Linked DNA regions of Homo sapiens: region 2 is linked to region 1. A link is an interaction called in ENCODE POLR2A ChIA-PET data of the cell type or tissue named here. Cell type or tissue: PC-9. All regions are shown on one strand. Each heading gives the region's core, and the rest is flanking DNA. Links, peaks and the distances in the headings are about the cores only. Region 1 overlaps POU2F1 (POU class 2 homeobox 1). Region 2 has its middle 35 kb from the start of LINC01363.

Region 1 (10,396 bases), core at 1,100-9,099:
TTTGTTTTGTTTTTTAATTTTGAAACCCCATAGTTGTAATCTTTGCATATTAGTCTTTCAAGCACCATTAAAAATAATGTTGTGTGACTCATTAATTTGCCTTTATATAATTGTGTTAATTACACAGTTTTTGTGATTAGTAAAGACTTGCTATGAAGCCTGATTTTAAGCAGGAATGTGTTTTTCCTAATGAAAGTGATTGCATTTGAATTTAGAACTATTCAGGTAATTTGCGTTTAGGGAACAGACCAAGTCACAAACAAAACATGCCCCCTTTTGGTTATCCATGTTCTTGTTTCTGATCCCTCCTTAAATGCTAAATGCCTGAGCAAATGTACTTACTATTTCTTGGGCGTTAGAGTTGAAAGTTGTTGATTTGATTCAGTGACATATCTGCTTTGAATTTCTGTACCCTTTCTGCATGAATTTTTTCCTTTTCCTTTTTTTGGGGTAACTTTGAGTCACCATTTTGCTTACTTCTTACTGTGTTGCTTAAAGGATGTAAATATCCTTTTGAGTGGTTGAAAGGGATAATAATTAAGGTTCACAGAGAATAGCAGTTTCCTTATGCATCTTTCGCTGGACATTTTTGTGCATTATTGACATTTCATAAGTAAAGAGAATTGAATAACTGTAGATTTTAATTCTTCTTAGGAATAAATTGGTTTGTTTTGTACCGAAGTATTTCTGTGTTCTAAACAGGTGATGAGCTCTTATAAACTGTTTCAGCAGTAATAACAATGGAAACAAAAATAGCCTGAGTAGAGCTATTGCCTGACTTACTTGATCCGTTTACAGTATGTTTAGAATTTGGAATATGAGAATTGTCTTGAGTTTCAGAAGTTCTGATTTGAAGATGCTCCTTGCATACAGTGCATGTGGTTATGGGGTTCTGTGTGTTTTTACTATGGGGTGTGAATTTTTTGAGCATTGGTATCTTTGTATACTCAGTGACTAATAGAGCTCTTTTGTTTTTGGGTTTTATTTATTTATTTATTTATTTCCAATTAAGCAAGCACTCAAGATTTCAGTGTTGCCTACATTTGCTGACAGGACTAGTAATTGAGCAAAAGAAGAATCAGCAAACCTCTAGATTTATCAGATTATCTTTTATTCATTTATTTTCTCTTATTTTTAATTTTTTTTAAGAGATGGGGTCTTGCTATGTTGCCTAGGCTAGTCTAAAACTCCTGGGCTTAAGCAGTCCTACTGTGGCCTCCCCAAGTGCTGGGACTACAGGCATGAGCTACCACACCTGGCCCAGATTTCTTTTAAACTGCTGGAACTCCTGGACATTTATCCGGAGAGGATACATTATACTAACTTTTTTTTAACAGCCAATGTTCACATTCCACAAAGCTAAGTGTTTGTAGTAGCTTTACTAAGTCTTCAATATTGAAAGTCATAGCAAGTGCAGTTTATCACATTATTTATTTCATAATTCTTTGTAACTTTATGCTTTTTATGTTGGAATATAGAAATGGTATATGAAATTAAATCAATAATAATAATTATTATGGCAGGTTTCCCCCCCTCTGTTGAACTTTCTCTTTGCAATAGAAGATATAAACAGGAATGGCTGGAAAATGAACAATATGCTGTGTGTTAAACGACTCATTTGTGCTTAAACATATGATTACCTTAATGGAGTTGCACTGATACCTTAAAGGGAATATATTTTTATATGGAAAAGTGACTTAGGTGTTTTCTTGTTTTAGTACACTTATTTTAGTGGTCTGCTTAATGAAAAATACAGCCTTTTTTGGCTGATTCATACTGCAGCAAGCAATATTATAATTAATGTTTTAAAGTAGTTACCATCCTAGTCTATAAAAGGTATCTGCTATGTACCTGGTCCTATGCCTGTAGTCTTTGGGAATAACAAGGAAATATGACTGCTGCGGAGGAGTTGGTATGTTTACTTAAGCAGGAAAAATTGAAAAACAGTGTATATAATTACATATTAAAATATGTAACAGATAATGAAGATTGGAGAATAGATCAGAGTGTGTCCAAGTTTGAAAGAGCCAGAGCATCCTAGAATATATTATAGCTGGAAGGTAATTTAGATATAATCTTTGCTAAAGGTTTTGCTTCACAGATGAGGAAATATTTTCACAATGGTTTAGTGACTTGCTCACAGTCACTTAACTATTCAGTAACAGATAAGAACACAAGACTTCTAACTTTCTCCCACCTCCCAGTCTCTCCTCCTGCCCCATTGCTGTCAGTCAGAGAAGGCTTTATGTAGAAGGCGAGACTTTTAAACCGAGCTTTAAAGGGCAAAAAGAATTTAGAGGAATGGGAATACAGAGAAGGCCATTGAAGGGGAGATTGTGTTCAACATTGTGATGTATAGGTAAAGAATGAGGAAGCATTTGTTCTATCTGCAGGAAAGCTGTTGGAGGATTTTGAAATAGGGACTGATGTGATAAAAATGGTGTGTTAGGAGTAATGTGGTGTGCAGGATGGTTTGAAATAGGAAGGGAGAGATTAGATCCATAGAAACCAGTGTATAGAGGTATTTGGTTTATTAACTAATTACTGTAGGTGCTACTAGAGATACAAACATAATTTAAAAATTACTTGACCTCAAGAGACTTCCAGTCTAATTTATGAAATAGATAAGTCGTGATAAAGGTGTTGAGGATATTGTCCAATTACATTACATGGAATAAGGACGTTTGGGAGAAATTCTTACCTGGCCTTTACAGTAGAAACTATTTGTTTTTAGTCTTATGGACACTGAATTGTCTAATTGACTTAGTTTCCTTTTCAAATCAAACTACAGTTTGATTTGGTCAAATTTAGGTCAGATTATTAACCTGAGAAGCACATGCATAGGCAATTACGTTTGCATTTCTTAGCCTGATTAGTAGATCAATTTTTTGTCCATGCATTTGTTTTGTATTTCTTGTATTGCTTCCATCTTTAAACTCTTTTTATCTTGTTTTATGTGGGCCACCTTACATCCTTTCTGGAGCAAGGCAGGTATAAATAATATTACCATAACCATGGCACAGTGATAATGTCTGTATTTTTATAGTACTTTAAAATTTATAGCCACATTCTCATTTTCATTACCTCAGTTAGTCCTTTCAGGCAAGCGTTACTATACCCATTTTATAGTCGAGTAAAATAAAACTTAGATTAAGTGACTTTCTCAAGGTCCTGTGTTTTTATAAGCATTAAGTGTGGGTAATAGCAAGACTTCCAGCTTAGTTGTTATTTAGGCTGTGTATTAAGGCACTTTGGGGCTCTATTGTGGAGAGCTCTGAATCCTTTGTGTTGGTGTAAGAGTTTGGATTTTATTTGCTAGGCAGTAGGAAGTCACTGAATTTTTTTTTTTTAATTTTTTTTTGTTATGGACAGTGCCATGATCAGAGCCCTTAAAGTTTAGCAGCTAATTAGATGCAAAGAGATTATCAAGGTTTTGAGTTTAGGTTATCCAGAAAAGAGCATTACCATAAGCAGATGTAGGGATGTTGGGAAAAGGAGCCATTTGGGGAGTAAGTCAGTGAATTCACTTTGACATGTCATTTGAGACATGTTTGGGTGGGTCTTATTGGGTTGTAGATTCCTTGTGAAAATTGAAAATTTTTTAGTGAATTAAATGTTTGATAAACATTAATACTAGGGTTGAAATTTATGCTCATGCCACTGTGCGTGTGGACTGAGTATTGAATCTGAACGTTGTAAATTCTAGATATCTCATTTTGGCTTTGGCACTGTCTTCTAAGGTTATTTCCTTCAACAATACGATGGTGATAATACCAGTGTTAGAGGGATGCTGTGGGGAGTATCAAATTGATAGCAGAAGCATTTTTAAAGTAACTCTGTAATAGTTTTTCTTACATGAGCACAGGAGTAAAATCAGGAATTTTATTACTTGTGCTGCTGTAGAGAAGCAGAAGCTTTAGCAGCCGATGGATTCTGTGGGGCACCTGACTGTAGGTTGTTCATTTTTTGGTGCAGCCAGCATCTTAGGAGGAATGGACACTCCTAATACTCTTCTGAAAACTTTATACAGTGGAGGTGTTGCATTGTAGCAAATACAACTTACCTTGATTTCAGGGCATTCTGTTATCTAGCCCCTACCCTTGCCTATGCATTATTATCTTTACTACTTCCTTAAATAGCATGACTCAACAATTCCATCAAGGAAGTTCCCTTATTGTCCATTTCTACCACAAATACAGCATATTATCAGATTTTAATTTTTAAAGAAATTTCCCTAAAATTTGAAGATCTATCTTGGGAGGATGGCTATAATTTATCCTGAGACTTACCTGAGCCTTTCTCCCATTACCATCCTTGCAACACCAATCCCAGTTTGAGACACATGACCTGAATGTGTACCCAGTGTTTTGGTCAAGCCAGTGTGTTTGGGACGTTGTGTGAGAACCTTTACTCACACTTTTTCCTCCATTGGAAGGCCATGGTGTATGGTATGGTAGAGTGAAAAAAGGTACTGGGGGGTTCAGAGACCTGGCTTCTCTGTCACTAATTAGCTTAGTAACTTTAGGACAAGTTACTTCACCATGGATTTTTTTTTTAATTGCATTTGTAAAATAAGGGATTTCAAACTTTTAAAAGCCTTTGGTGTTCTTTTTTAAAGGCAAAAGTGGAGCTGTTCTGATTAAAATTGGATATTGGAGCAAGAAAAGCATTTTCCTCCTCCTTTCCACAGTAGCTTTTGAGGCACTTTCACAGGGTCCTTAGGACTTCTGCTGGTCATGACTTGAAAACTTTTGTCCTTATTTATCTTAAGGGACCTGTCTGTCCATTTCTTTATCTCCACAAATAGCCATCTGTCAAATCTGAGCTCCTGTCATACTTTCTCTGAAATTAGCACTTAATTTGTGTTCAGTTACCCAATTCAGCACTTCATTATACACAGTCCTATTTTCTTCTCTAATTGATTATGTAAGTAAATCTTGTCCTAAGAGCCTTGAGTGCAGGAACATACTGGTAGGGACAGAGTAGGCCTAGACATTTAACAAATAATGAATGCTTGGTTGATGGACTTAGTGGTTCTCAATCTTTGTCACCATGGGGTGACCCATGGAACTTTTTCAACATAAGAAGGCCCAACTTCTAATACAGTAGAGGTCTGAAAATCCATACTTTAAAAAAGCTCTACAGGTGATTTGATAACATTAAATGATTACTTGTTGCACTTCAAGATTATTTATTGCTTAGCATACCTTGAATAATGGTTTTCAGTTAATGCACCAGAAAGGCCCTATACTGGAAAGACAGACTGAGAATTAGGAGACTTGGATCCTTATTCTGCTTTTAGCATTAACGATAATAGCTTTCTGATCCTGAATAAATCACTAAATTTTTCCAACCCATAGGATTCTTATTGATAAAATTATGGGCTGAGCTAGGTGAATAGTTTTCATACTTTTTTTTTCCTTTTTAAACTGGAATTATTCAGAAACATCTTTTGGGTGAAGACCAGTAAATATAACATATATTTTTATCAGTTCGGCTTTCATCTGGGTACCTGAATATTTATTAAAAATATAGAACATGGTAAGCTTGGTCCTGTCCTAGTAGGAGAGCTAAATTGTATGCAGTAGGTAGTACTGAAGATGGGATTTAGACTTTAAACTTGAAACATCCTATTAGAATGCGAATGAACAAAGGTAGTAAGCTTATCAATAATTGTGGTACTCAGTGTGAATAAAAACTAGATTATGATGAACCAATATGGCCAGTCTTTCTGCATTCATTTAATTCAACAAATATTTATAGAGCTTCTGCTCCTTGTAATGTACTGAGCACTGGTGGTAGAGTAATGAATAAGATAACATCTCTGCCCTCTCAAAATGTATATTGGTCAGTTGGGGAAATCATATGTTAAATAATACTGGTTGTAGTTTAATGAGTAGAATACGAGAGATTTGAAGTACCCCAGGAGCATAAGGTGGGGACTGCTAATCTGGACAAGAGGATTTGGGAAGGGGCTCTCTGAGGATATCATGTTTACAATGAGATGTGAAAGATGAATAGGAATTAATCAGTTCAAGAACTGGGAGTGAGAAGTGGAATTGAAAATGTTCTGAGCAAAGGGAACACTATGCAGACATCTCAGACATCCCTCATTATACACAGGGGCATACCACAAGGGGATTGGTTCCAGGATTCCCTACTCGTGTGCCCTCCTCCCCCAACACACACACACCAATATCAAAATCTGCACATGCCTCAGTCCTGCAGCAGGCCCTGTGGAACCCGAGTATGTGAAAAGTGTGCCTGGCCCCTGGGCCTCAGAGCCCCTGTGACTATGAGCTGTTTGCATCCCGTGAATTCTGTATTTTTAATTTGCATGTGATTGAAAAAACCTGATTTAAGTGGACCCACACAGTTCATACCCATTTTGTTCGAGGGTCAGCTGTACAATCACGTACCGCATAATGACTTCTCAGTCTATGGACCAGTATACAATGGCAGTCCCATAAGATTATAACAGAACTGAAACATTCCTATCTCCTAGTGACATTGTAATGATCCTGACCCTGTGTGGGCCTAGGCTGATGTCTGTGTTTGTGTCTTAGTTGTTAACAAAAACATTTAAAAGGTAAAAATTTAAAAAATTTAAATAGATAAGAGCTTATAGAATAAGGATATAAAGAAAAATTTTTTGTATAGCTGTACAGTGTGTTTGAAACTGTTATTACAAGAGTCAAAAAGTTTTTAACATTTTAAAGCTTATAAAGTTACAGTAGGCCCAGCGTGATGGCTCATGCCTGTAATCCCAGCACTTTGGGAAGCCGAGGTGGGCAGATCACCTGAGGTCAGGAGTTCGAGACCAGCCTGGCCAATAGGGTGAAACCCCATCTCTACTAAAGATACAAAAATTAGCTGGGTGTGGTGGCACACGCCCATAATCCCAGCTACTCGGGAGGCTGAGGCAGGAGAATCACTTGAACCCGTGAAGTGGAGGTTGCAGTGAGCTGAGATTGCGCCACTGCACTCCAGCCTGGGTGACAGAGTGTGAGACTCCATCTCAAAAAAAAAAAAAAAAGTTACAGTAAGCTAGTTAATTTATTATTGAACACAGACTTTTTCTCTTATAAATTTAGTGTAGCCTAAGTATATGGTGTTTTTAAAGTGTATAGTAGTGTACAGTAATGCTGTAGGCCTTCATATTCGCTCACTCGTCATTCATTGACTCACCCAAAGCAACTTCCAGTCTTGCAAGCCCATTCAGGTAAGTGCCCTCTACAGGTATACCATTTTTAAATCTTTTATACCATGTTTTTAACTATACTTTTTCTGTGTTTAAATATTTTTATTTTTTAATTTTTTTTTTTTTTTTAAGTAGGGTCTAGCTCTGTCACCCAGACTGGAGTGCAGTGGTGCAGTCACAGCTGACTGCAGCTTCTACCTTCCAGGGCTCAGATGAGCCTCCTACCTCAGCCTCCTGAGGAGCTGGTACCACAGGCGCACGCACCCATGCCCAGCTAATTTTTTTTTTTTTTTGTAGAGACGGGGCTTCGCCTTGTTGCCCCGGCTGGTCTTCAACTCCTGGACTCAAGCAGTCCTCTTGGCTTGGCCTCCCAAAGTGCTGGGATTACAGATGTGAGCTCCTGTGCCTGGCCTAGGTATTTTTAAATACACAAATACTTACCATTGTGTTAGGATGCCTGCAGTACAACAGTAGAATAACATGCTGTACAGGTTTGTAGTCTAGGAGCAACAGGCTATACCATATAGCTTAGGTATGTAGTAGGCTATACCATTTGGGTTTGTGTAAATATGCTCTGTGATCACACAATGACAAAATCATCTAATGACATAGCATCGTTAAGTGATGCATAACTGCACATACAATTCTTGAAACTAATGAAAACACAGCACTTTCAAGGAACAAAAGTTCAGCATAGCTGGTTCAGGAAGCATGAGATTTAGCTGAAGAGCCAAAGATGATTTTCATGTTATGAGGCTATTTGCATGATCTTTGTACTTTTTAGTGACAAGTCCACAGTTGGAAATTGTGGACGAGATTCCATACTTTTCAATAAATACATTGATTCCTAGTAACAACAGCAATAACATTTATCAAGTCTTTGTGCCAGTTGTTGTACTAAATGCTTTACATGCATTTATGTTAATTACAGTGACCCCCATGGGGTGTGTATTGTTATCCTATCTTTCAGGTTAGGAAACCGAGGCTTAAAGAGGCTAAGTGGCACACCTAGGTCTCTGTTTTGATTATAGCAGTAAGCAGTTAAGATCATTATCAGGCTCTTACCCGTTAATTTCTGCTTCAGGCCAGTGGAATGATGAAGCATATATCAAATGGAATTGGGGGATTGCAGAATTTCCACTGTTAAGATCTATAGATTTAACAGCTGTTATTCTGAGTTTAACCTCAGTGTTTGTACAGTTCCCAGGTCCAGATTGTGTGCTCTAGAATCAATTGTGCATTCTTATCTCTGTATTGCATTTTGGAGACACAGACAATTGATTATCAGATCTAATGTTAACTTAGCTTTCAGGATTTCTAGATGCTGACTATAAACGTTTTTGAAGTTGGTTGTATGCAAACTGCTGATCCTGGTAACCCATACATTCTCAACATTTTGGGTTTTTGTTAAGAATTGTATTTTAGGGTAGGTTTGGTGGCTTATGCTTGTAATCCCAGCACTTTGGGAGGCTGAGGTGGGAGGATTGCTTGAGACCATGAGTTTGAAACTGGCCTGGGCAACATAGCGAGACCTTCTCTCTGCAAAAAAATTTAAAATAATAGCCAAGCATGTTGGTACTTGCCTATAGTCCTAACTATTCTGGATGCCGAAGCAGGAGGACCTCTTGAGCCCAGCAGTTCCAGGCTGTGATGGACTGTGATTGTGCCACTGTTCTCCAGCCAGGATGACAGAGCAATACCATGTCTGTTAAAACAAATATATATGAAACTGAAGCTAATTACACATGTTAACCTTGGGATAATTTTCATCTGGAGCAGCATTTATATTTTTTTGTGACCCAGTTGGTGAAATAGAAAATTAGGATTTACCCTGTTTACATGTTATTTTGATAAAAACATAATTTAAACTATTTCAGTGTTGTCAAATGAGTTGTGACTTAAAATTAATATGCAAGCAAATTATGCAAAAAGGTGGATTTGTTTACCACTTTTTACCAACCACTTCCTTTCTCCCATACCAAGCTGTTACTAAACTAGGGCTGTAGCTTTCAGTTGAGGAAACATGACGGTTGATTATTGTTTCTAATAATAGCTATTATTAGAAGTCAGCTATTTCATGGCATTGGTTTCCAGTCATTCACACCTCATTTAATCATGCCCTGCATCACCTTGTTGAGTTGTTAATGCTGTTTATTTCTCAATTTTTCTTTTACACTACATTGCTAAGTCCCCCCATCTTCCTCTTCATAGTGCTTTCCCTACCCTCTGAGTACTTGCTTCTTCATGCTCTGGCCAAGGAGAGTGGTGTTTTGGCAGACTGTTTTATACATGTACACTTATATGCCAATCATCATTAGTTAGAAAGGAATTGGTGAAAATGCTCTTATGTTATGAGAGACATGTTCAACATCACAATAGTCTGAGAAGATGAATTAACAATTTATGAGTGTTGCTGGAAAGTATGATTTCAGGCGATTAGACTATAGGGGCAAAGCCATTGCCGGCTTATGCTGTTGGAATCACATCTTAGTAGTTACATAATGCCATCAGGACCAGTACGAGACTGGTTTGGTGATTGAGCCCATTTCCTGGGATTTGTTCCTATGTATTGCAGACAGATGTCCACGCTTAGGTGTGCATGCTCCTGTCATGCATGTACACATAATTTTTAAAAAAGGAGTCATAGTGCATATCCTATTATATACTTGCTGTTTTTCCCCCATTGCTCTCTATTCTTTAGTTCACTCATTTAAATAAGATAAACATTTTAATGAAATCATATTCTTTGCAGTAACTTGGATGGAGCCAGAAGCCATAATCCTAAGTGAATTAATGCAGGAACAGAAAACCAAAGACTGGTTTGGTCTGTTCTGCTGAGACCTAGTGGAGGAGGCTAGTCCAAAATAGTAGTCTCCCATAAACTTTCTTTAACAGAATATACACACTTAAAAATTTTGTACATGTCGTCAGGTTGCTTTTAGTACCACTCTATATTTTTTATCTACAGTATTTAATAGTGTCAGTTTCTCCTGCACTGTTAACTATTAGTCTTTTAAATTTTTCCTAGGTTGATGAAAAACACTTCATTGCTTTAATTTTAATGTTTTTACTCTAATTTGGACATCTTTTTTTTTTTAGACAGACGATTGCTCTGTCTCCCAGGCTGGAGTGCAGTGGTGTGATCTCGGCTCCCTGCAGCCTCCACCTCCCAGGTTCAAGCAATTCTCTGCCTCA
Region 2 (10,396 bases), core at 1,228-9,227, 70 kb before region 1:
CATTGGCTCCGCACCTTTACTTTATGTTTCTACAATCTATAAAACATAGTGAAGGAAGACTCTGCATGTAAATGGTGGGCCTAAAATAATTGCAAACAGGGAGAATTGAATATTTTTCTTACATATTTTATATAAAAGCCCTGAAGTGATAGCCTGTGTATCCAAAGCCCCCTCGGCCTGGAGTGCTAAGGCAGGTCAGGTGAACAGACATAAGCAGTATTTCTCTGGCTCCAGCTTGAACCAGCTATTGCGGGCCTTCCATCTTTCCATGCTTCACCCCCCACCCCCACAGCCACCCCCACCCCACCAGTTATTTAGGGGAGGTGCCAAGGAGTTCTTATGTGCTGATGAGGAGGTCCTCTCAGCTGTTCCTGCCATTGTCCTCCCTGTTTCACTCCTGTCTTAGTCTGTCTGTGCTGCTATAATGAAATACCTGAGACTCAGTAATTTATAAAGAACAGAAGTCTATTTCTCACAGTTCTGGAGGCTGGGAAACCCAAGATCAAGGTGCCAGCAGATTCAGTGTCTGGTGGGAGGTGCTTTTTGTTTCCAAGATTTTGGAATCTTAGAATCTTGCTGCTGTGTCTTCACATAGCAGAAAAGATGGAAGGACAAGGGCGCTAGGGCTTTCCCTTCAACTGCTTTTATGAGAGTACTAACCCATGAGGGCAGAGTCCTCAGAACTTAATCACTCTCGGAAAGCCCCCACTTCTTAATACTATCACATTGGGTATTAGGTTCCAGCATATGAATTCTGGAGGTACACATATGTTCAAACCACAACTTCCTTCAATTCTATCTATGCTTCCCTGTGAAGCAAGGAAGGGCTGGCACTGAAGGTGGTCCTGTCCATGCCAAGGGCAGCCTTCTGCTGCTGGGCCTCTTCCCGCTGCTTCTCCAGCTGGAGCCAGAGCTTTGGGCACAACCCCAGGCCCTCTAGATGCCCTGGATCTCCAAGTGCCAATGCAGGGCCTCGCTTGCCGTCACCCCTGACTTGACATGTTCTGCACAAAAAGGCATGTGAGGAGCATCTCTCCCTTCTCCTTTGCATCACAGTAGACACAGGGCCCTGTAGTGCTGCCTCGTGTTTCCCAAGAGTTCTTGCATCGGTCTACAGTCAATTAAGTCTCTAGATGAGGGAGTGATCATTGCTATGCAGAACCGGAACATAAATAAGCTCAGGGTGCTGCAGTGAATCAGAAAGTGAGGCAGAAACACCTAACCAAAAAAGAGAGGCCATGTACACAAGGTTAGCGATGGGCTCTTATCTACCCCTGGCCTGTCCTGCTCACCCTGAGGGAGATGAAAGTGAGTATTACCATTAAGCCATGCTGAAGAATATAGGTTAATTTTGTAGTCAGAAAAAAAATGGTGACATTTCAAACCATCATTGTAATAAAACAATACATTTATTTATTTAATTCAATGCTTATAGTCACATTATACAAATTGCCATCAGGTCACAGGTCTCAATAGTGTGGGTACAGTCACTCTCAATGAATCATTTTGCTGTCTCCATAAAGTCACAGGTGAACAAAGGCCTTTAGATAGTGTAGGGAGAGACACCAGATCCAACCGGACACAACTAAATGACATGCAACATTTCATTACCCTGAGTGGGCAGGTCAGAAAATTAGCTTTCTATACACAACTCCCTCTTCCCATACCTTCAGAACAGGGCCTCAGTGGGAAGAGGGGGCAGTTAGCTTTACCCGAGCCTGCCCCAGGTTCCATTTCTGGTATCAAGGACTTTTCAACCCCTCCCTAACTTTCATGTATCTATGAATAATCACATGCATGTGCACGTGCACACACACACACACACACACACACACAATTTCACCCTGGCCCAGACAATTTCCAAGGCTGCTGGTCAACCCTGGTGCTGGTTTCCTGATTAACAGTTGCTCACTCCGGGCTTTACCTTGTAAACCTAAGGAATTGTCCCTGGTTCTGCTCTGCTGCTTTAGGAAGCAGAGAACCTCTGTGCAGGCTGGAATCTCACCTTTCCAACATCATTTCCAGACAGGATTCACCAAGGACATCTGTGTCCTGTGGGAAGTCCAAACTCCCATTCTGCAGGTATGTCTAATTTATTTCAGCATGCAGCTGTCCCTTTTCTGTGAAATTTTTCTTTTATTCCATGTGTCTTTCTCTGCCTTGCCCTCTCAGTCTCACCCTTCCTTCAAACTAAGTTAGGAGAGGGACTCTGCTATTTATGGTTGACCTTACCCTGTGCTTTGTAAGGTATGCTAAAGGATTTTCTCCCCACCCTTGCCAGTGAATTTTAAAATTAATTTTAAAAGAGAATGCAATTTCTGAGGCTGTCCTTCCTTGAAGGACACTTTTTATTCCCTCGGCAGAATGTGTACTGGGGATTGGGCTATAGAAAAAAATCTTCTGTGCCTCTGTTTTATTTTATTCCTGGGGTGGTTTGGAGGATGGGTGATCTGATGACACAACTGACTTCACAAAGTGTCCTCCTTCTCTGTCGGAGTTCAATTTACAACATAATCGGGCTTGGCAAGGGATATCCTGAAACAGCAGTAACCCTCTCTATACAAAACATCACTTTGCCTCAGGCCAAGCCTATTCACCTTCATGGTTACTTTTAGACAGTGTCTCGTATCTTGTGTACAACTATAGTACTTGGTCCCCAGTGATTAAAAAGAACTCAGGGTTTGTCTACACACACACACACACACACACACACACACACACTCAGACTCTGGCTGAGAGAAGTGTGCCTTCCAGAAGTGCTCCTTTCATTGCTGCCCAAATCCAAACCTCTTCTTTGAGAAGGGAAGGGCACAAGAAAGGAGGTACCTGAACCCTTCTCTGAGTCAGGTGCCCGTGGTTTCCTCCACCTTCCTGGTGGAGGCCTAGAGTCGGAGTGGGAGAGGGAAGTGGTCAGAGAAGAGGAGAGAGCTATGTTGAAAGACAGCTGGGGAGAAAGCAAGCCCTCCACTCCCCTCTGCCCCTTAGTCCATGCTAAAACCCCAGAGTACACCAGCAGGAAGTGGAAATGGGCAGTCCTGCTGTTTCCAGGTTCTGGTGGGCACCTTTCCACATCCTAAACCAAAATATGTGACATGGACTGTCTGGATTTGTTCTGAAGAGGTGGTAGGTCCATTTGTTCATGGAAATCCTGACAGGGTCAGCTGTGAATCACACTGATGCTGGTGTAGGGTTAACACCATGGAGGTTGCAGGGGCCTGTGCTCTTGCTATACTTCCCTCATAGCCCTCTCTGTTATTTACTTAATTTCACATTTGTTAGTCGTGGGTTTGGGTAGGGCAGGAGAAGCAATCATTTCCATTTACTACCAACCACATAGCACACAAAACCAAATGTAGACCACTCCTTAGTCACCGCCCACTGTTTCTGATGGCACAGGGACATTCTAGGATGGGGGATGAGATATCCATCATTCAAAATGAGCCCAGAGGGCCACCGCTGGAAATACATGTGGTTGGCTGAATATAAGTGTCTGACTGTATATTTTTTAAGATAAACTTTTTGTTTGTTTTGTTTTGTTTTGTTTTGAGACAGAGTCTTGCTCTGTCACCCAGGAGGGAGTGCAGTGGCACAGTCTTGGCTCACTGCAACTTCCACCTCCCAGGTTCAAGCAATTCTCCTGCCTCAGCCTCCTGAGTAGCTGGGATTACAGGTGTGCACCACCATACCCAACTAATTTTTGTATTTTTAGTAGAGACATGTTGGCCAGGCTGGTCTTGAACTCCTGACCTCAAGTGATCCGCCCACCTCGGCCTCCCAAAGTGCTGGGATTAGAGGCATGAGCCACCGCGCACGGCCAAGATAAACTTTAAAAAGAAAAAAAGACTTTAATTAGCTGGAAATCCACTAACCAGCACTCTGACTTAATTAGGACTATAAACTATCAGGAAAAGAAACAAATGATAACAAAAAAAGATAAAAATAATAGCTATTTATTGTGTCACTTCCATATGCCAGGAAGTTATTGCGTATACTTTTTACACCAACCCTGGGGAAACTCTAAATGTCAAAGAGGTTAAGTAAGCTAGCTAAGAGCATACCTCCATTTACAAGTGAGTCAAAACTCAACCTCAGGTTCTATGCTCTACAGAGCTATTCTATACGCCTAAGTTTTGTCGTGTATTGCCATAACAAAATACCTGAGAATGTGTAATTTAAAAAGAAGAGAGGTTTATTTGGCTCACATTTCTGATGGCTGGAAAGTCCAAGAGCATGGCACTGGCATCTGCTCTGCTTTTGGTGAGGGCCACGTGCTGTGTCCCAACAGGGCAGAGAAGCAGAAAGGCAAGTGGGTGTGTTCAAAGAGGGCAAAACCTGAGAGTCAACCCTGCTTTGTAACAAACCGCGCTAGTGGGAACTAATCCATTCCCAGTAGAACTAACCCAGTCTTGGAAGAAAGACATTAACCTATCTTAACGACCTAATCACCTTTTAAAGGTGCCATCTCCCAGCACTGCTACATTGGCAATTAGATTTCAGCATGAGTTTTGTCAGAGACAAACCACATCCAAACCACAGCACTTTATATATCTTGCTTTTTTTGTTGTTTGTTTTGTTTTTTGTCCTGAAGCCCTAAATGTGAAATGGGTAAGACTTTTACAGCTACTAGGGTAGTCATTAGCGCTGTTTATCAAATATTTTTGGATTGCCACCTTCTGAACATAGAGAAGGACAATATTTTCCAGCCCCCTCGTGAGTGGGACACTGTGGCTGATACAGGTCAATATGCTCTGAGTGGAAATAATAGAAGTGATGTGTGTCACTTCTGAACTGGGGCATTTAATCATTAACAGGAGACTCTCCAGAGCTGTCTTTCCTTCTGCAAAAAGGCAAGTTCCAGCTCCATCAGCATAGGTCTTGAAGTGAGGATGATTTTGAACCAAGCCTCAGCTGCCCCATGTATGCTATGTGCCTGAGAGTTGGGGATTATCTGATACTGCAGCATAATCTAGCCTATCCTAACTGATAGGATCACAACCTAAAGAGTGCAGAAATATATTTTTATTTCCTCGTAACTAACTTAACTCACAAGCCCCCAATTCCACCAATAGTAGAAAATTCAGTGTTGCCCATTCAACTCACTTTGAGTATAGTTCTCCCCCATTTTTTGAGGAGAGAATACTTAGTCAATTCCAAGTTCCACCCCTTGGAACAAGGCTGGCAGAGTACATCTAAGTTTCAGGTAATGAAGGAGGTAAAAATAGTAGTTAAGGTTTTTTTGGTTGTTTTTGTTTTGAGATGAAGTCTCACTCTGTCACCCGGGCTGGAGAGTGCAATGGCAAGATCTCAGATCACTGCAACCTCCACCTCCCAGGTTCAAGCAATTCTCCCACCTCAGCCTACCGAGTAGCTGGGAATACAGGCATGCGCCACCACGCACGGCTAATTTTTTGTATTTTTAATGGAGATGGGGTTTCACCATGTTGGCCAGGCTGGTCTCGAACTCCTGACCTCAAATGATCCGACCACCTCAGCCTCCCAAATGCTGGGATTACAGGCGTGAGCCACAGTGCCTGGCCAAGAGCAGTTAAGTGCCCCATAACAAAGAGAGGCACTGGAGGTTACCTTTGTCCCAGGGCTGTCTTCTCATCTGCAAGCCATCACAGCTACGTGGCTCTTTCCTCTCTACCTTTGTGGTGGATGTGTCAGAGGCATGTGAACCAGAGTGACTCCATCTTGAATAGGGGCTGGGTAAAATAAGGCTTAGACCTGCCGGGCTGCATTCCTAGGAGGTTAGGCATTCTTAGTCACAGGATGAGATAAGAGGTTAGCACAAGGTACAGGTCACAAAGACGTTGCTGATAGAAGGATGCAGTAGAGAAGGCGGCCAGAAGCTACCAAAACCAAGATGATGATGAAAGTGACCTCTGGTCATCCTCACTGCTCATTATATGCTAGTTATAATGCATTAGCATGCTAAAAGACACTCCCACCAGCACCTTGACAGTTAATAAATGCCATGCCAATGCCCAGAAGTTACCCTATATGGTCTAAAAAGGGATGGAACCCTCAGTTCCAGGAATTGCCCACCCCTTCCCGGAAACCTCATGAAAAATCCACCCCGTTTAGCATATAATCAAGAAATAGCCAACCAGCAGCCCTCAGGGCTGCTCTGCCTATGAATTAGCCATTCTTTTATTCCTTTACTTTCTTAATAAATTTGCTTTCACTTTATGGATTCCCCTCTAATTCTTTCTTGCGCAAGATCCAAGAACCCTCTCTTGGGGCCTGGATAGAGAGACCCCTTTCCAGTAACAGATATCTGCAACACTGCCAAGGCCTCTGAACATGAGGCACGCTACTCTGCTCCCTCCTCATCTTAACCCAAGGCCTCTAAAGTTTCTAGCCCTCTCACAATATTTCTCCCTCCCCCACACCAGATCTCTGGACCTCAAGGCTGCTAGGACACTGTGAGGTAGTCCTCGAGTAACTCACTCAAGCAGCTACAGTGACTATTGTTCTGGCATCATGTGTGCCTCTCTAAGGGCCTGTCTGCCTAGGCTACACCTTGGGGAGCAAGGCATGAGTGCCCTCTTGCCTCAGGCCCCACTCCCATCAAACCTATCAGAGGTTTATTTTTGTTTGTTTGTTTGTTTTGTGCCTTTGTCCCAGGTTTATTGAAAATATTACAGTATTGCAGAAAGATTCAAACAGGTCCCCTAGGCGTTTTGAAAGTCATCCGAACTGTAGGCTGACTGACCTGCAGGTTGGACAGACTGCCAAATGCTGAAGTCCAAAAGCATTTTCTTAGCGTTAGGATGTACTTCAATGATCTCCTGATCCAGGGCTGAGACCTCGGGAACATAATTGTCTCTTTTTTCTCTCTCTTCCTCCTGCAGCTTGATGGAGATACCTCTTACTGGTATCTTACCCCTCTGAATCCACTTCACCAGATGCATGACATAGCCTGCTATCTTGTTGTGGAGCTTCTCGCTGGGGATAATGGCGATCTCCTCGCACACGCGCTTATCCGTGTGGAAGTCATTGCCCAGGCGCGTGTAGTACTTTTCTGTGACGACCTGGGCCGCCTTCTTCACGGTTTGGGTGTGAACGCGGCCCATGTTGGCTGGTCCTTGGTAAAAGAGGCCCTATCAGAGGTTTCTAACACACATTTTCTACACCCCACTGCTGGCATGAAGCCAACAGGGGTAGGGGGAGAGGGATTAGGACTCTGAACATTCTCACAGGGAAGCTCAAGGTATCTTGCTCTCCTGCTTTCCTTTCCCAACTCTCAGGTCCCTCCCCTTTTGGAATGTAAAACTATCTCTTACAACAGAGCTACTCAAAGTGCTGGTTGGCAACAAGCTAAGTCTGGTTGGTGTCAGCACATAAATCACCGTATTGCTTCCTTCATCAAGAAAGTCTTGCTACCAAAAACACACACACACACACACACACACACACACACACACACACACAAATCAACAACAGTGCCAACTGAACTAAACAGTGTTCATAGTGATAAAGTTGATTTACATTCTGGAATAGGCTTCTTATCTCAGTAATAAACAGGTCTCAGGAGGCAGCTGAGTCTTGTACATTCCTACCTATTCTGTGGTTTGTGGATAAATTTTATGCCCAGCTTCCTTCCGGTTTCAGCTTTTGATGTTCAAAGCCAGCTTTTGGAATTTAAAAAACCTTTCCACTCTCTGGTACCTTGTCTTTCAAGACTATTGTTTCAGCTATGAGTTTCAAACAACCCCATTCAACAATTCAATTGACTCCTTTGTTCCAGCCTGTATCTGCCCTTGTCCTGAGAATATTTTTTTTAAATCATTGCTGTGAGACTGGTAAGGAAAAGATAATAATTCTGCCTCTGCGCTGTTCAGCTTTTTAATGTATTTCCTGTCTCCCTGGCTAGAACATCGCATGCTTTTTAAGGTTGAGTTTTATTTTATAAAGAAGAATTAATTCTCTCAGCATTCAGATTAATCAAAGTTTGCCTAGCTCTTTGTAAAAATGACTTTTTAATTACTAGTCATTTTGAATCTGCTCCCCTCTAACAGCACACATAATCAAAAAGTCACTCAATTAATGTGATGTTTATTAAGAATGTGTAATGATATGAGTAAATGCTTCTTATAATATGAACTGAAAAAAGTGGGTTACAATGTTGGGTTGCAGTGTGCATATAAGTTTTAAAATAACAACAAAAGGTCTAGGATTAGGAAAAAAACAATAGAAATAAATGCATCTGTTTATATTTTTAATTTATATAATATCCTTTAATAGAAAAATAATTTTAATTTTTTAAAAAAGTGACTGCACTTCCCTATTGACTTATAACTTGGGAAACACATTAGTCTTGATTACATTTTGCCTTACATTATTCTTTTGTTGGTTTATCTCCCCAGCCTCTGCTTTAAGAATCTTCTCTGCAGTATTTTAACCTTCAAAAGCAATTGAACTCCTCAGTTGTGGTGCTTTTTTTTTTCAGACGGAGTCTGTCTGTGTTCCCCAGGCTGGAGTGCAGTGGCACGATCTTGGCTCACTAAAACCTCCGCCTCCTGAGTTCAAGTGATTCTCCTGCCTCAGCCTCCTGAGTAGCTGGGATTACAGGCGCCCACCACCACACCTGGCTGATTTTTGTATTTTTAGCAGAGATAAGGTTTCACCATGTTGGCCAAGGCTGGTCTCAAACTCCTGACCTCAGGTGATCCACCTGCCTCTGTCTCCCAAAGTGCTGGGATTACAGGTGTGAGCCACCGTGCCCAGCCATGGTGCATTATTATTTTATCAACCCAGTGAAGAGCCCCTCTCTACATTCCTGATCCTCATTTCTACCCAACCTCCAGGTCCCCATATGCATTACTTGTCTGGCAATACATGTGCACCCTCCCTCACTGCATATGTATTGCTGATCCATGTGCAAACATGCTTCCAGTGTGCATGAAGGCTCAGTGCCATCCTATGCCAACCATCTCCTACTTTGCTCATCCAATGCCTTATTTTCAGGATTTTTCCCATCACCAAACCCTTGTTGTTTCCTATCTCAAAGAATAGTGAGGCATCTCAAACCCCTTACACAGACTGTGAAGTATTTGGAATGAAATTTATGAGTGACCTCCACCCTGAGATTACACACTGCTACCAGGCCTGTAGAATGTTTTCTAAAGCTTTATTGCAATATATTTTACATAGTACAAAATTCACCTATTTAAATGGTGCAATTCAGTGGTTATGTGCACACTGCAACCCCACATTATAACCCACTTTTTAAAGTTCATGTTATAAGAAGCATTTATTCATGTTATTACACATTCTTAATAAACATCACATTAATCTGATGACTTTTTGATTATATGTGTTGTTAGAGGGGAACAGATTCAAAATGGTAATAAAGAGTCATCTTCACAAAGAGCTGGGCACACTTTGATTAATATACTCCAAGGTTGTACAACTATCACCATTAGGTAATTCCAGAATATTTTCATCACCCCCAAAAGGAACTCTAAACCCATCAGCTGTTATTCCCCATTTATCTCTCCTCCCAAACCTTGGCAACCACTTTTACTCCCTGTCTCACTGAATTTGCATACTTTGGACATTTCACATACGTGGAATCATACAATATGTTGTCATTTATAACTAGCTTCTTTCACTTAGCATAAGGTTTTCAAATTTCACCCACAATGTAGTATTTCATTTAGTATTTTATTCCTCTTCCTGTCAGAATAATCTTCCATTACATGAATATACCATATTTTGTTTATCCACTGGGCTTGTAGAATTTAAAACAGCATCACTTTTAGTACCTAAAGCATAGTCAATTTCTGTCACGTAATTAAGATAATTATGTCTTTTTAAAAATAATAATAATTTAGGTATCTTAGCAAATGAAGAGAAAAAGGAAGAGAAGATATTTAGGAAAAACATAGGAAATTTCTATATTTTTCTATTCTTTCAGAAAAACAGAATTCTATGCAAGCTAGAAATGTTTTCTCACTTTTTCCCTGTGCCTACACATCTCTATACACCTTCCTAATCCTGAAAACCCAGAACACAGCTTTATGCTGGCTTGGTACTGAATACCCAGTAAGTGTTGAATAGGAAGGAAGAAAAGAAGGAAGGAAGGAGATTTTAAAAAGAATGGATATTATTTAAAAAAGGAAACACTTGGAAAAAATTATTTCCACCTTGCTCTTTCTTCTCCCCGAAGCCTCCCCCAATCTCCACCTTGCTAGTCTTCCTTTTTGCGATGCAAATGGTTGAGCAGACAGTAGTGGGGAGAGCTGCAGGAGAGGTCAGCGGTTAAGCTTAATTACAAGTAAATACAATTTCTCTGGGGTTGCTGTGGAAAGGAGAGCAGATAAGATCAGCGAAAAGTACTTGGAGGGCCTTGGAAGACAGCCCCTCTGCAAATATAGGATTGGCTTTT

Evidence for each region. Peaks named below come from ENCODE experiments on the same cell type or tissue, not always from the same donor. Only the 100,000 strongest peaks of a DNase experiment are listed, where the experiment ranks them.
Region 2: POLR2A ChIA-PET joins it to region 1 with 7 read pairs; 14 of 35 experiments call an interaction of 5 or more read pairs at or near these places.

Annotation. Positions count from the first base shown.
Region 1 is chr1:167,225,825-167,236,220 of GRCh38, forward strand. The region is part of intron 1 of POU2F1 (POU class 2 homeobox 1); the gene reads left to right. Among named protein-coding and RNA genes, the nearest start is that of POU2F1, 10 kb to the left of the region's middle. In PC-9, for the core only: no CTCF peak of the experiment used is centred there; DNase peaks (open chromatin) are centred at 2,347 and 4,127; H3K27ac peaks cover 3,220 bases.
Region 2 is chr1:167,155,759-167,166,154 of GRCh38, forward strand. It overlaps the pseudogene RPS17P6. Among named protein-coding and RNA genes, the nearest start is that of LINC01363, 35 kb to the right of the region's middle. In PC-9, for the core only: no CTCF peak of the experiment used is centred there; DNase peaks (open chromatin) are centred at 5,703 and 7,333; H3K27ac peaks cover 4,072 bases.